Regions from separate parts of the Homo sapiens genome. Here region 1 is linked to region 2. The links are chromatin loops, found by intact Hi-C in ENCODE. Cell type or tissue: IMR-90. All regions are shown on one strand.

Evidence for each region. Peaks named below come from ENCODE experiments on the same cell type or tissue, not always from the same donor. Only the 100,000 strongest peaks of a DNase experiment are listed, where the experiment ranks them.
Region 1: a loop joins it to region 2, with 3 times the contacts of the local background. A loop is called at or near these places in 5 of 110 quality-filtered maps.

What each region holds. Positions count from the first base shown.
Region 1 is chr4:5,818,174-5,826,173 of GRCh38, forward strand. CRMP1 (collapsin response mediator protein 1) reads right to left here. Exons shown (of 14, transcript NM_001014809.3): 13 at 7,321-7,486; 14 at 2,591-3,678. The coding sequence ends at 3,587. It also overlaps a transcript of EVC not described here. Among named protein-coding and RNA genes, the nearest start is that of CRMP1, 71 kb to the right of the region's middle. In IMR-90, CTCF peaks have their summits at 3,620 (motif pointing right) and 6,677 (motif pointing left); no DNase peak of the experiment used is centred here.
Region 2 is chr4:5,377,258-5,385,257 of GRCh38, forward strand. All of the region lies in intron 4 of STK32B (serine/threonine kinase 32B), which reads left to right. Among named protein-coding and RNA genes, the nearest start is that of LINC01587, 140 kb to the right of the region's middle. In IMR-90, a CTCF peak has its summit at 919 (motif pointing left); DNase peaks (open chromatin) are centred at 4,944 and 6,524; H3K27ac peaks cover 2,557 bases.

The sequences.
Region 1 (8,000 bases), 440 kb after region 2:
TTGGTTCTCATTCTCTCTCTTGCCTGCCATCATGAAGACGTGCCTTCTGCCATGATTGTGAAGTTCTAGCCACGTGGAACTGTGAGTCCATTAAACCTCTTTTTCTTTATAAATTACCCAGTCTTGGGTATGTCTTTATCAGCAGAGTGAGAACAGACTAATACACCAACAAATGCAGAGGGGCCAGAACCACCCCTTCCTGGGACATCAGAGCCAACAGTTAAGTGGTCTGGATTCCAAACTCATTTACTTAATGTCGATAGGTTGAAATTGGCCATGGCAAGAGACTTATGTTGAAACTTAATACCCAATGTGGCAGTACTGAAAGGTGGGGCCTGTTAGAGGTGATTGGGTCATGAGGGCTCTCCCTTCATGAATGGATTAATTCATTCATAGATTAATGTATCAGTGAGTCAGTGGATTAATGGGTTATCATGGGAGCGGGACCAGCAGCTTTATAAGCAGAGGAAGCGAGACCTGAGCCAATACACTCAGCCCCCTCACCATGTGATGCCCTGCACTGCCTTAGGACTCTGCAGAGTCCCCACCAGCAAGAAGGCTCTCACCAAATGCACCAGCACCACCCCAACCTTGGACTTCTCAGTCTCAAAGTCTGTAAGAAATGAATTCCTTTTCTTTATAAATTACCCCATCTCAGGTATTCAGTTACAGTGATGCCAAATGGACTAAGACAGAAAATCGGTAACAGAAGTGGGGTCCACAGAACTAGCAAACACTACAAACAAGGGCTTTCTACCCCACCCACCTTCACCCATTGTTCAACATTGATTTGGCAGCACACTTCTGGACCACTGAATCAGAAGGGTCAATCACCTGACTTACAACAAAGGCCCCACTGCATCTTAATGGGGGAAAGAATAGTCTTTGCAATAAATGGTGTTGGGTCAATGGGAGATCATATGGGAAATGGAGAACCTTCAGTCCTACCTTATATTGTACATAAAGATTATTGAGAGATGGCTCAGAGACCTAAATGTGAAAGATAAAACTTCTAGAAAAAACCCAGAAGACTACTGTGGTAGGCAGAATAACGCTCCCCGTCCCTGCCAACAAGATGACCACATCCTAATCCCTGGGCCTGTGAGTATGTTATGTCACATGGCTGGGAGAATTGGGTTGCAGATGAATGAATGAGAATAGCCTTCCCCTAAAACTTTCTGAGAAACTCTCTCTCCCTCCTCCCAAAATCTCAAGAGGTAAAAGGAAGTCACATGCCTTAAAAGGAGTGTTGCAGCTCAGTCTCCAAGAACTAAGGATTATCTGAGCTACCAGGTCTCCTGTCCCCTGTAACTGTGCCTCTTGGAGGCGCTGGGGAACCCAAAGTTCGACATGGGCTCTAGATTATGCTGGTTGGACAGTGGCTCCCATGACCTGGGAGTCAGGCAAGCACCCCGTCAGAGTCTGTCTTAGAGAAGGTGCTAGGGCTGCTTCTGCTTCCACTTCCACCCTGACAGGACTGAGGAGGCCAGGCCCAGAGAACAGGCTGGATAACTTCATCCTGCCAACTTTACTTTTCTGGAAGTTTCCCTTTAATAGTCCAAATGGGCCAAAGCCGAACATCAAAAATCCTTACCATCCGTTCTTGGTCTTTCCATCCAAAAATCCTTACCATCCATTCTTGGTCTTTCTCAGTAGTTAGTTAACCTTGTTTCAAGGAAGTCTATAACTGACCCTGAGCCAACACTTCTTTCAACCTTGACAAAGGTATCCACACGAAGCCGAGGAGCGGGGGAGGAGAAGGGTACATGAAAAGCCCTGCGTTGATGTGGGACCAGAGCATCCAAAGCCATCTGCCTCAAATGCCCTTGGAGCTCAGTAATTAGGAGCAAGGAGCTTTGGACTAGGGCCCAAAGTGCCTGGGTCCTGGATTCAAATCCTGGTTCCATCACTTCCTAAGTGTGTGATCCTAAACAAGTTATTGATCTCACTCTGAGTCAGTTTCCTCATCTGTACAATGGGGATAATAATCCCTACCTCATAGAGCACCTGGCATATAGCAACTGCTATACAGCTATCAGCCCATGTATTTGTTGTCATTACCAGCAACTTCATCACTATCACCAACACCACCATCATCATCACCACTATCGTCACCATCATCACCATCACCACCATCATTACTGTCACCACCATCATTGTCATCACTATTACTAACAACAGCTAATGGAAGCAAGCAACTTTGCCTGCTGTTTTTATCCGTCCTTTAGTGTATCTCTAGCTCATGGAAATGGAAGGAAGAAATGTGAAGTTTAGGAGATTGGAGCTTCCAGTCTGAGGCTGATCCATACAATACAAGAAGAAAGAGAGCCAGGAAAGGCCCAACAGGAGGGAATCAATGCAAGATTTGAGCCTATTTTGTGGAAGCCCGCCCATCAGCCGTCTTCCCTCTCTTCGCCTCCTTGGGTCTCAGGAACTCAGCCTTCAGAAGTCATGAACTGAATCTCTCCTCCCACCCCCACATCCACCAGTCTCTACCAAGAGTGAGTCCTCAGGAAGCAGCCACCACCATTCGTTATCACGCGGGGGGACTGCCAAGCATTCGTACCCAATCCAGACACCACCACTGAAATGAAAGTGCCCTAGTCAGGTCAGTGGGCAGTTCATTTTCTTTATTTTTTCACAAGCTTTGAATTCAGAAATAAGAGCCACAACAAGTTGGTTGTTAAGTAAAAATGGGAGTGATTACAAAGGAAAACTTTGTACAAAACTTTAAAAATCTGACTGCCCCGTCAACTGCCTCAGAGGGACCAGGACTCAGGCCACGCAGGGGCAGCCATCAGCCCCCCATCGTCAGCCCCGAATGGGGATGGGGAGACCTCTTTCTGAGTGTGAACCTGGCTCGGCCTGAAGCCTAGAGCTGGCTTGAAGAACACACACAGACCAGAAGACAGCACGGTGAGTTACAAGTGCCACGGAGACCAGGGTTTCTGACACAGGATGTGGAGGATGCTTCTCTGCAACCTAGTGCAAGGCTTCCCCTGCCATTCCGAGAATTCACGGATCTCACAGGTGGAGGTGGGGCGAGCTTCTTTCTAGTGTGGACCAGAGGTGGGGGCAATGAGTAAACATCTTCACTGTAAGGGTTTTGGGACTGCCCCTCAGGGCTTGAGGTCTCGGCATCGTGTCTCAGTCAGTCCTTGGCGATGTCCCCTCAGACGCACTCACAGACTTGCATACGTAATTTAGTAACATGCATCAACTATCCTAGAACATCTACAGGGTGCAAAGGAACCACCACTCAGAGAATCATGGAGCCAGTGGAGTTAGAAGTGGAAGGGACAGAACAAGACAATGCTAAAACCTGTGGTTCACTAGGAAGGGGGAATGAAAACACCATGCTCCGAGGTGGATTCAGCATGAACACAACTGTGGGGCAAGGAATTTCCAAGCAAACACACCACACTAGTACCACTTCTTCCTAAACAGAAAAGGGAAAGAGCATCCTTCGACTTCCCCCTCCCTCCATCAGCACCAACTAAAACTGTGGGTTTCAAAAACACTGACAGGAAAAGGGATGGACATGATTCCCAGAATCCTTCAGGCTAGCTCCTCCGCGCATCCACGTTCAACCGAGGCTGGTGATGTTGGAGCGGCCACCAGGGGGCGCCACGATGCGGTGGCCGGTGCGCCTGGGATTGTTGTCATCTATCTGGGCACCTGAAAGAGAGCGCCAATCGCTGCTGGATGGGATCTGTTAGCATCAGTTCCACGCTGCTCCTGGAGGCCATGTACTCTGCCATGCACTCCACTGGACCCACCTTCATTCAGGGCTCAGTCCAGGACCAGCCATGGGAAGCCTCCCTGGCCTCCACAGAGTCCACTGCTCCCTCTTCTGTGCCCCTCAGTCCCTGGGCTCCCCCCACCTTCAGCCCTGACCACCTTGTGGTGTTCTTGTCAAAATCCCCAGTAAAATCCGACATTCCTGAGACAGGTGATCAAACACTTACTGAGTGCCTACTGTGTGCAGGCGCACATTTGGTGCTTTAACATGTTACTGCATTTAGGGCACACAATCATACTATGAAGGGGGTGTTTGTACTCCCAACTTACGGGTGAGCAATTTGAGGTTCAGGCCACGTGTCTTGCGGGACACAGGTGTTGGGTGGGGAAGCCAGGATTGAAGCCCAAACTGGTTGGTTTTCAAAGCCCATGATCTTAGGCACACTGTCCCACACTCCAAAGGTATTTTACATATTGTGTGTGTACACATTTGTATATGCATGTGCATATGTGTGTGCATGTGCATGTGAACTCCGCAAGCTGGATTTACTTCCCTCATTGGCGATAGGTGGATCTGAAGGGGGGGGGGGTGGTGTGCAGAGGTTCTTAATTTTAATCTTTCAAAACCAACCATCCATTCTACTTTTACCTATTCTCTTGCATAAAGATGTAAAATTCTAGCAGCAAACCCAGTGCCTGGAGCTCAACAAATATTTATTAAATGAGTAAATCATGAAGGGTGGATAATGCTGAAAGGTGGGAAGGATAGAGTCCTTATCAGGGAGGGGAAGTTGAGCCGGCGGAACTGAGGAAAATCAAAAAGAGAAAGCAAATAAGCTGTAAGTCTGCCTTTCTTCATGGTCTACAACACAGCCTTCCTGTACTCAACTTATCACCAGATCCTCAGCTAACAGAAAAACGTAAGTAAGTTAGCTCACTGCAACCACAGCATTATCAGTACTGCACAAAGCCCTCTTCGGCACACAGCACAAGCACCATCCTATAAAATCTCCAGCAAGCCTTTGTTTCCTTGCAGTCGGCTCCTTTCTTGCTGACCTACCCACTGTACCCTTTCATACTTTTTCTAATACATCTGACTTTCTTTACCGACAACTGTCTTGGTGAATTTTTTTTACTAGCTGCAGAACACTGGCCCCAGGTAGTTGTCACCTGCAACAGGAAGGAGACTCAAGTTTCAGTGCTAATCATGCCTTGAATTTGGGCAATTTGGAGTAAGACACCACCCCACTCCCTTGGCCTCATTTCCTTTTCTGCACAATAAGAACAGTAGACTAGATGAGCCCCTTCCAACTCCAACATTACATGATTTGTCTATGTAAGCCACTAAGAATTTGGTTCACAGTAGTGACTTTTCTTTTCTCCCATTGTTTCACTGGTAGACAATATGTCTTCTTGCAATACAAGTCTCCCCTAAAGGCCTGGAATCAGGCCTAGCACTTAGTAACTTTTTCCTTACAACCATCTGTACCTTGCTGGTTGCATGTCTGTACTTTGAAAATACCTGCTGGAAAAAAGGACACTAATATGGTTTGGACTTTTGTCCCCCAAAACTTCGTGTTGAAATTTGATCCCAAAGTTGGAGGTGGGGCCTAATGGGAGGGGTTTGGGTCATGAAGGACAGACCACTCATGAATGGCTTGGTGTCAGCCTTACAGTAATGAGTAAATTCTTGCTCTATTAGCTCTCGGAAGAACTGGTTGTTAAAGAGCACCTCTGCCTTCTTCCTCTGTTGCCATGTGATCTCTGCACACGCTAGCTCTCCTTCGCCTTCTGCCATGCTGGAAGTAGCCTGAGGCCCTCACCAGAAGCAGACGCTGGCACCGTGCTGCTTGTACAGCCTGCAGAGCCGTGAGCCAAGTAAACCTCTTTAATTACCCAGCCTCAGGTAATCCTTTATAGCAATGTAAATGGACGAAAACAGACACTAACTCATGGTACAGCTCTATAACGTAACATACGCAGATATTAAAAAGGGCATCTGTGAGGTTGTTATGATGTTGGAAAGCATCTGTGTTGTTGGTACCAAATGAAGTCACCTATCAACCTGCCAAGAGGCTGGCTGACAGCAGTGGTGCTGTGGGCCTCAGGAGGACTAAGAGTGAAACTGAGAGAACAAGGGTGAGGAGGGGCCCTTCCAGGTGGCTTTTAACTTCATTGTTATTCTTGTTCTAAGAACAACGGGGAGGAGGATTTTCTGTCCATGTTTAATTGCAATTGTGCAGTGTTTAATTGCATAACTCCAGAACAGTGGTCCAGTTTGCAAACTCCTTGAGAGCTTGTGTCTTGTTGCACCCAGATAGCTTTTTCCCAGGATGAAGCCAATCCCTGGTTTGCTGATTGAGCATCACATGACTTTTAGCATTCTATTTAGGGTCCATTTTGTGCAAAAATATGAAACACTGGAAGCTCTTCCATCAAAGTCTTATGGAGAGTGAGATGAATGGGGAGGCCTCCTTGATTCATGCCTCCTCGGCATAATCACTGAATCAGACACTTCCTGAATGGATAAGAGGTTCTGCCACCACACAATCTGAATTCACACGTCATCCTCTCTCTCTCTCTCTCTTTGCCCCTTCCACTCTCTCTTTTGCTAAGCATATCGCCTTTCCTGACCAGGAATTAGCAAACGGGTCCATTGACCAAATCCGGCCCACCGCCTGTTTCTGTACGATCCATGACCTGAGAATAGTTTGTACATTTTCAAATGGCTATTGAATATAACATCCTAGATGTTGACATCCTAGATGTTGCCTCTTAGCTTACAAAGCCTAAAGTATTTACTATCCGGCCTTCTAAGAAAAAAAATCACCATACTCTTAGTACCCAGCACGGTGTGCAACCCATGCAACGCCTCAAAGAGTTTGCAGGACAAAATTCCAGTTCAACTTTCTCAACGTGTGCGTGCCTGCCCTCATGTGGCCATCTCACCAAATCACAGATACACTGCCCTGAGACCTTAAGAAAGTCAGGAGGGATCAGGTCAACATCTAATTTTGTTCCCACACATTTGTTGAGCACCAAGTCCTGGTATTTTGACACTGGATTTCTTGGGGCTTCCGTTTCCTCTTTAAATAAATAGGGTATAATGTTACTTTATGGAGTAGTGAGGATAAAATAAAATCATGGGTTATGAAAGTGCTTAGTACACTGCAGTGGGTGAACAGGCTAAAGACTTACACAGAGCACATGCCCTGCAAATGGCAGCTACTCCCATCTCTTGTTCATCCCCACCACTCCATGTTTACTTTCATGAGGAAGAGTGTGAAAGTGTCCCCAAATGTGTGTAAGGATGAGCACTGGGACAATTTTGGTACCTCTCTTTGTAAACCCACATCAGGTACCACCATGTTGCCCCCCTAACATGGACCCCCCTCTGCTTGGTGACCATGCCAGCCCACTCTGCCCCACCAGTGAGAGCAGGCTCGGGTGGGGCACACTCCCTTCCCTGCTTCTTCATCTAGTGTCCAAGGCCACGTGTCCATTTCCTCAGAAGCAGCAGGAAGGACTCGGCCTGAACTGCTGCAATTGTGGGGAGCCTGGGCCACCACTCTTTCCTACCTGATAAGCTGAAGTTGGACTGGTGGAGGTTTCTGATGGGTGGGGGCTGGTGTTTAGAAGGCGAAGATTTGGCTGAAGGAGCGGGAGTTGCATATTTGGGTGTAGCTGGTACCTCGTACACAGGACCGTCATACATGCCCCTGGAAACCCCTTGCAATCCAAAAACCTAAACAGAGGAAGGGAGAGTGTGATTGATCGACACTGTGCATGTGTGCCCTTCTGGGCAGATAAAGCAGAGCCCTGCGGGCGAGAGAGAAACCTGAGGTCACTTCAAATGTGCATGCACACACACACACAACACGCACACACGACAGGTGCACTTCACACACATGCAGCCGCACACAGGCATTCATACACACAAGCATGCATACACACACATCTACATACCCACATGCATACACATACAGACGCACACACCACGCACACGCACTCACATACATGCAGTCATGCACACATATATGCATGCACATGCAGTAACAAAACAGGCCTACACAGTAGCATACACGCGTGAACACGCACACACACTTAAATCACATACAGATCTTCACAAAGGCATACTCACATATGTATACACATGCATACATGCCCACACACACACTCATACAGGTATACACACCCATATATACACTTACACACACGCATACTCATACACACAAAGCTTCATGCAGGAGGACCCCAAA
Region 2 (8,000 bases):
GCAAAGAGTCTCAAATTAAAAATAACAGCAAAAGGGGTGAAATATTAAGAACTTACCTTCAAAGGGATTAGCTTCCCACATTGTGTTCCAGGCTGGCAGATGGTTAGAGAAATGGTTCCCAATTTCAGATTCAGGAAACTCTTTCTCCATGTCTGTCTTATCACAACACCTATAAGCGCCTTCTTACTCTTTTTGTCAATTCTTTTTCTTTCACTTAATGCACTTATTTTAAAGGAGGACTTTATATCAGTATCCTCAGTGGCAAACCAATCTCACCTGCTTTCCACAAAAGATATCCAGTGATATGGTTCGCCTCTATGTCCCGACCCCAATCTCATCTCAAATTGTCATCCCCATAATCCCCACGTGTCAAGGGAGGACCCAGGTAGGAGGTGATTGGATCATGGGGGTGTCTTCTCCCATGTTGTTCTGGTGATAGTGAGTGAGGTCTCATGGGATCTGATGGTTTTATAAGGCAGTTTTCTTTGCTCTTGCTCACTCTCTCTTGCCAGCCACCATGTAAGACATGCCTCTTCCCCATCTGCCATGATTGTCAGTTTCCTGAGGCTTCCTCAGCCATTTGGAGCTGTGAGTCAATTAAACCTCTCTTCTTTATGAATTACCCAGTCTCTGGTATGTCTTCATAGCAGTGTGAAAATGGACTAATACAACCATAAAAAATAAATAAAAACAAAATAGTAGTACCAAATTCTGGTTAGACTGGGTGCCCACCAAGGATTTGAGATGGATTCTACTCTCGCTTTGTATTAAAAAGGGTAGTGGGAATTAGCAAATGTTACTGAGATGTTAAAGACGTAATAGTACCAAGTTGAGACATTCTTCCTGACATAATTAGGAAAATTAAAAAGAACTGAAAAAGGAGTAACTGCCTCCCCGTCTGTCTGAGTGTTCATTCATGTCCAGTCCAGTAGCGCCCACTGGTGACAGCAGGCACTTTATGAAAGACAGACGTTAGAGGGGAGGGAAGACAGGCAAGGAGGGAACTGATGAGCGGGGACAAGGATGACAGTCCATGGTAACGGTTTTCACACTTGAGGCTGCAGATCCATCACTTGGATCTGCAAAAGGCAGACCAGTAGCCAAGCTCCTAGAGATTCTGAAGCCCTGTGCCTGGGTCGTAGCCCTGGACTTTGCATTTTATTTTATTTTTTTCCTTTATGACGTGAGTTAAATCATTTACAATTATCATGATTCCTGATACATTTGAACTTGTTTATTTCTAATTCCTATGCCCTTTATCTTTCTGTTTTCTTCTTTTTTTGCATTCTATAGTATTGATAGGGTTTGTTATGCCCTTTGTCTTCTCCACTGGTTTGGAAGCCCTTTTTTTCTAATTTTTATGGGTACATAGTAGGTGTGTATATGTATGGGGTACATGAGATGTTTTGATACAGACATGCAGTGTGAAATAAGCACATCGTGGAGAATGGACTCTGCATTTTAGTCAGCACACCTGCTGCTGGTTGGTGGAAATGTCTTTGAGAAACGCTGGCTGGGTAGATGAGTTTGTGACGGGGAGGGTTTCTTGGAGCCCCATCCCGAAGACTCGGGCTTCACTGCTGACTGGGGCTTGTGATCCTGGCACGCTGCTGCCATCCTTGCAGCATTAAAGGCGTCATCTGCAAAAGGGGTGACAATTCTACCCTGCCTCTGTGAGACCCCAGGAGATGGCTGACAAAAAGCTCTGTGGAGAGAGGTCAGGCCCTGGCTGTGCTGATGGTGAGCTCTGAAAGAGATTCCAGGGTCAACACTAAGGTCAGGGAGAAGGGAGCACCAAGGAGAGAAATCCCAGAATTTAGCCCTGAATGAGGCTGCCCCCTCCCTACCTGTTGGTCAGTGATAATGATGAGGTTGGTAGTAGCGAATGACTGGGCATCTACTGTATTCCTTAGGAGACTGTCGGCGGAGCTGGACTGGAACCCAGGTCTCCAAAGCCCGTGGCATCGGCCTTTGTGCTACCCCTGGCTGCCCTTCCCCACATTGCCTTTCTTTCCAGAACTTTCACCAGGGCCCCCTTGTATCCAGCACATGGCCCACACTCTCCAGCAGCCTTGTCTCTGTGCTGACTGCGTGCTCCCCTCCTTGATTTCAGGAAACACAGCTCCTCCCGGGCTCTCTATTCCCCAGGAGGTGTCCAGAGCAGGAGGCTCCCCCACTCTGGTACCCTACGGTCCATGGGATTCCCATCTCTCCACATAAAAGTCCTGTGAGAGAGTGCTATGGGATGGATTGTGCCCACCACCCCCAATTCATACATTGAAGCCCTAACCCCCAGTACCCCAGAATGTGATTGCATTTGGAGATAGGTCTTTACAGAGGTTATTAAGTTAAAGTGAGGTCATTAGGATGGGCCCTAATACATAAAATATGCCTGGTGTCCTTACGACAAGAGGCCATTAGAACACAGACACACACAAAGGGAAGACTGTGGGAGGACGCAAGGCAAAGATGGCCACCTGCAAGTCAAGGAAAAGGGCCTCAGAAGGAACCAACCCTGCCAACACCTTGATCATGGACTTTTGGACTCTAGAATGGTGAGAAAGAAAAGTCTGTTGTTTAAGCCCCCGGTTCGTGGTGTTTTGATATAGCAGCATTCTGTTCTTCTCCTGCTGCACTTGATAAAACTTTGGGATCACCTTGCTTTGGGATCACCTTAGCGATGACTGCCAAGCTGGGAACAGTTCAGAGCAGCTTAAGGCTATGGCACTGTGACTCCCAGGGCTGCAGCTGTAGCTACCACCGTCAGAGACAGGCCCTGAGGAAAACCACTGCCTCGATCACGGGGCTATGCTCACTGTGCAGAGCATCTCCCCAGCCCACTGCTTGCTTCTCAGGGGCAATTTGAATATGTTTATTATTCTGGTGAAGCCGCTCCTAACCAGACCCATCCTGCAGCTGGCTGTAAGCTATTTCATTATCTCTTCACTTAGCAGATAAAAAAGAAAATGGAACTGAACATGCTATGTCAGAGCAACCCCATCCCCATGGCCACGCACACCCTGATCTATTTAATCCAGGCCCTCGCTTCCCTCCCAGCCCTCCTCCCGAATCTCTCCAACGCTACCCAAGAGAATGCAAAAGGCCAGGCTTCTGCATTTAAAATTATACTATGAAATAGAAGAGCATTACTCTGAAGAGGTACAGGAATTTTCCTGATGCTATGTCTAATTTTGTGAACAGATATTTTGTTCACAGGACAAGAATCCTGTCCAAGCACCACACTAATGGGACCTTGAGCCAGCAACTTCTTGCTAAGCCCCTGATGGTGTGCAAAGCAGGAAGTGCAAGTCCCACCCCATAGGAGCAGCTGGGACTGAGTACCCATGACACGCAGATGCCTTTACCAGGGTGGCTGGTGGCACAAGGCCCCACATGAAGGAGGGTCCGTGTTTGATTTAATGCCCGGTACTTGCCATCGTGAAATCCTTAAAGCTTTGAACAAAGGGCCCTGCATTTTCTTTTTGCACTGGACTCCACCCATTTTGTAGCTGACACTGCTGTTACCTACAATCATGCAGTCCTTACAACAGCCTACAAGTAGAGCTTAGATCTTCATGGTGTGGTAAAGAAATTGAGACTCAGAGGAGGGAAGGCGCCTGTTCAAGGTCCTGCAGCTCATCATAGTTGTCAGTGCCAACGTCATCATTATCCTCTCCAGCAGCCCACCCGTCCTCCCAACTCTCTGGCCCACCGCCTGGGAAGCAATTTGCAGAGCAGTTACACAGTGTAAATGACCACGCTGATCATTTGTTTTCCTCCCATTCCTTGTCTTTCCCTACTGGAATGTAATCTCCATGCAAGTAAGAACTTGCCTGAGTTTCGTCCACTGTATTTTAAGTAGACAGTAGTGCCTGGCACACAGTAAGCTGTGAAAATGTGATAGAATGAATGGAAATAGATGATTTCCCAAGACTCCCTGGTTAGGAACTGTGCTGTGACCTTGGGTCCTTTATCTTCATTATTCTTTAGTTCTACACCTCAAGGAAGAACTGCTGTCCCTGTTTGATGGATGAGGAAGCTAGACTTAGAGCATTTAAGTCTCCAGGTCAGATTGTTAATAAGAGACAGAGCCAGGCTTAGAAACCAGGTCTCTCTGATGCTGTTGGAGGGAGCATTTTCTCATGGTATCTTCAGCTGAGCACCAACCAAGACAGCAGCTGCCCTCTCATCTGCAGCACTAACACAGTAACAATCCCCACAGCCCCAAGGGGCTTTCGATTGAATGAGATCATGCCCGTGCAGTAGCCAGTTCAGTGTGGCATGGAAAATGTGGTCAGCACATGCTAGGGGCTGGCCATCTTTGTCCCTCCACCATCCTATATGGGACTCTGTTTACTTCTTGCCTTCGCTACCCAGAGGTGTGGATTCAGGAAATAGCACATGGATTATTTGTAATACATTTCTTTTTCTGAAAGTGGCTCTGCCATATCTGCCCCCACCTTGCTCCCACCCTGTGTCCTTGGGGCCCTGTAAAGATGGTAATGGGTTCTGGAAGCAGCTGTCTGGGTTTTTAATCCTGGCTCTTCCATCACTTACTAGTTGAGTGTGGTAGTCAAGATTCTCCAGAGAAACAGAACCAACAGGATGTGTGCGTATGAAGGAGGGAGGGAAGGAAGGAGGGAAAGAGATTTATTTTAAGAAATTGGCTTATGCGATCATGGAGGTATAAGTTCAAAATCTGCAGACAGGCCAGCCAGCAGGAGACTCAGGAAAGAGCTGATGTTGCAGTTCAAATCCAAAGGCCATCTGCTGGCACGATTCCCCCTTGCTTGCGAGAGGCCAGTTTCTGTTCTGTTAAGGCCTCTGACTGGTTGGATGAGCCTGCCTGCATTATGGAGGGCAATGCGCTTTACTCAAAGTCAACTGACTTAAATGTTAATCTTACCCAAAAATACTCCCACTGAAACATGCAGAAGAATGTTTGCACAAATATCTGGGTACTGTGGCCCTGTCAACGTTAACTCATAAAGTTAACCATCCCGCTGGTGACCCTGGGAAAGTCACTCAAATTCCTTGAGCATAAGACTCCTTAGCTATAAAATAAACAAAATGAGTCAGCATATCCTACACCACAGAAAACTGCTATGAGAATCAAATGAAATAATACATGTAAAGTGCTGTGAACGGTGCCGGATAATACAGCCACAATGTCGCCTTGGGGTCATCTGCATTCCTCCAAGGGCAATTGGCTCCTTCCCTCTCATCTGTGTCCTCCTTCCCCTTGGGTGGCAGGAATGCAGGGAGATGTGAAAAGGTCCCCTGGTCCCTCTCTGTGGTCAGGGGTCCCGCTCTGTGGTCTTCCTAAAGAGCAAAATTCCCAAGAGTTCTCAGTAAAAAGACCCCAGCTTTTATTCCCAGTCTCAGTTTTACTGCTTTCTGTAAGACTCTGTCTGGTATTTCTCTTCTCCCGAGCAAGGTTTTCTTATTTGGAAATTGATCATGTTTAAATGTTTGATGTATTCATTAAGCTTTCACCATATGCCAAGCCTGGACTCATTCTTTTTTATGCAACATTGCATTTAATTCTCACAACAGCCGTTACAGACAGACATGATTAGCTCACTTTACAGATGAGGAAACTGAGGCTCAGAGAGGTCAGGAACCTGGGGCTATTGCTTCATACAGAGTTAAGGTCCCTTCCAGTGTCAACAGCCAGGGCTCTCTGACTCTTATGCGTTTTGGCAGCATGTCCCCTTGGAGGATACTCACAGAGAGATTGGGCCCTAAAAATAGCAATTCTTAAAATATTAATTCACCGGAAAGGTCTCCACGTCGACTCTGCTTTCAAACCAGGGCTCCCACATTTCTAGTAAAATCAGGAAAGAGAAATCTCTGGTTTTGTGGGGCCACCCTGGGCCCTGCAGTCAGCCGTGGGTAGGTGAGTGTGGGTGTCCGGGCCTGGAGGGTGCGTATTTTTCAGCTGATCTGTGCCCACCGCGCCAGCTTGTCTGACTCCCACATACGTATTCATGCTGTGCCTCAAGAGGTGATGCTCCTGCCCTCCCCTGTCACACGAGGCAAACTGAACATGCCTGGCTCCTGGTTCCACCTACCCCTGGGACTCAACAGCTGTGACAGTCATCCCAACCGGCTCCCAGAGGAATCCGAGCTGACCACTGGAGCTTCATGTTTTAATGAGGCTATGCCTATGTGCCAGAGGTTGGCGACTAAGAATTCCAAACAAAATCCTCCCCTGAACGAGCCCAGGACTCGTAGCATCCCATTGTGAGCCAGCTCAGATGATCTTTCTTGCCCAGAAGCAGAGCAGGCCTCTCAATCCTCAGGAGGCATTGGAACTGCACAGGGGCTTATGGGAAATGGAGGTACCCAGCCCTGCCACAGAGGTGGAGGCTGTGACCAGCCTGGGGTGCTGCACTGGTAATAGGGACCCTTGTTTCTGAAACCACTAGGCAGTGGACTCACCCTGAAAAGACAGGTGATGAGGCATCAGCAGGGGCAGGGCCATCCTGAGTCCTGGACCTCTGGGGCTGTGTCTGATTCATCCATTCAACTATCCACGCAGCTCTTTACTGAATGTTTTTGTGTCAGACTCTGTTGTAAGTCCTTGTGATACAGCAGTGGGGGGATAAAGTCTCTGCTGTCATAGTTTTATATCCTAATGGGGAGAGAGACACAACACGTGGATACAGTGTCAGGCATGATAAGGGCATGGAGAGAAATGAAGGAGGGGAGGTGATAGGGAGCGCTGGGGAGCTGGGCGATCATCACAGGGAGAGAGGGAGGGGTCCTGTGCACATCTAGGGAATGGGCCTTCCAGGCCAGGTAACAGCAAGGCAGAGGCCATAGCGGGGGACAATGCTTGGCTCAGCAGACCAGTGCAGCCAGACGAAGTGAGTGGAAGGAGGATGGAGGGGGTAGGCCCAGCTCATCAGGGCCCTGGAAGCCTTTGAGAGTACCTGGGTTTTACTCTACGGAGAAGTCCCGAGAAGGGTGTGGGCAAAGGCTGACAGCTCTGCCCTGGTGAGCATGGGCTGGAGAGGAAAGGGAAGATGCAGGAACTCTGGAGGGGAAAATGCTCTGCAGGTAGAAGCAGCAGGGTTTGCTATTCAGGCAGATGTGGGGTGTGGACAGTGTAGTCAATGGTGACACCGAGACTTGGGGAGTAAAAGGTGCTGGAGGTTTGAAAAGAGAGAGAATGCCCTCTAAAATGGAGAATGAATGAACAAGGAGGATATCCCAGGGTTGGGGCAGGTCAAAGAACCCACAGAGACACTGTTAGGGATTGGGGATTTAGAGGGAAACTCAATTCCCTGGTTGTATTTTTCTGCAGCCACGTTCAGCTGGGTGGGCGCAGTGCGGAGTCATCAGGAAGTAGAAATTAACCAGGCTTTGGGTTCCGCCAGGTGAACAGTCAAGGGAGTCGAGGATGTGGGAAGGCGTGACTTCAGTGAGAGACCATGGAGTGTGGGCTGGGGAAGTCGGTGATGACCCTGATGGATAGCAAGGAGGTAAAAGGTGGGTGGATTGTGGGTGCCCGTGGGACTGAAGAATTGCAGGAAACAGAAGGAAGGGGCTGTGACGATTCCAGAGTGGGATGTTTGAGGAGACAGGAGAGGCCAGGTGTGGCCATGGAGTGAGTGGCGGAGGCAGGTGGAGATCGAGATCCTAGGAGAAAGAGGAGTCAAGAACTTAAGAGGCCAGATGCCCAGTCACACGGTTGTTGCCATCACCAAGGTCATTGCTGGAACTGTGTTGCAGATGGCAACAGTGACCAGGAGTGAAACCCTCGAGTCGTGGTGGGACTTTTCCGAGCGTCCACAGGTGACTGCAACAAGGAAGGAAGAGACGGGTGACGTGATGGCCCCAGCTCTAAAGATGGTAGGGGTTGGGTAGGAAGGAGCAAGGGTGAGGCTTTCCCTCCTGGCCAGAGCTAGAGGGAATGGGGGAGAAGAACAGGAGGGTTTAGATTAAGGCAAGAGGGTGGGGGAAATGTTTGAAGAGAGGGACCTGATGCTGAC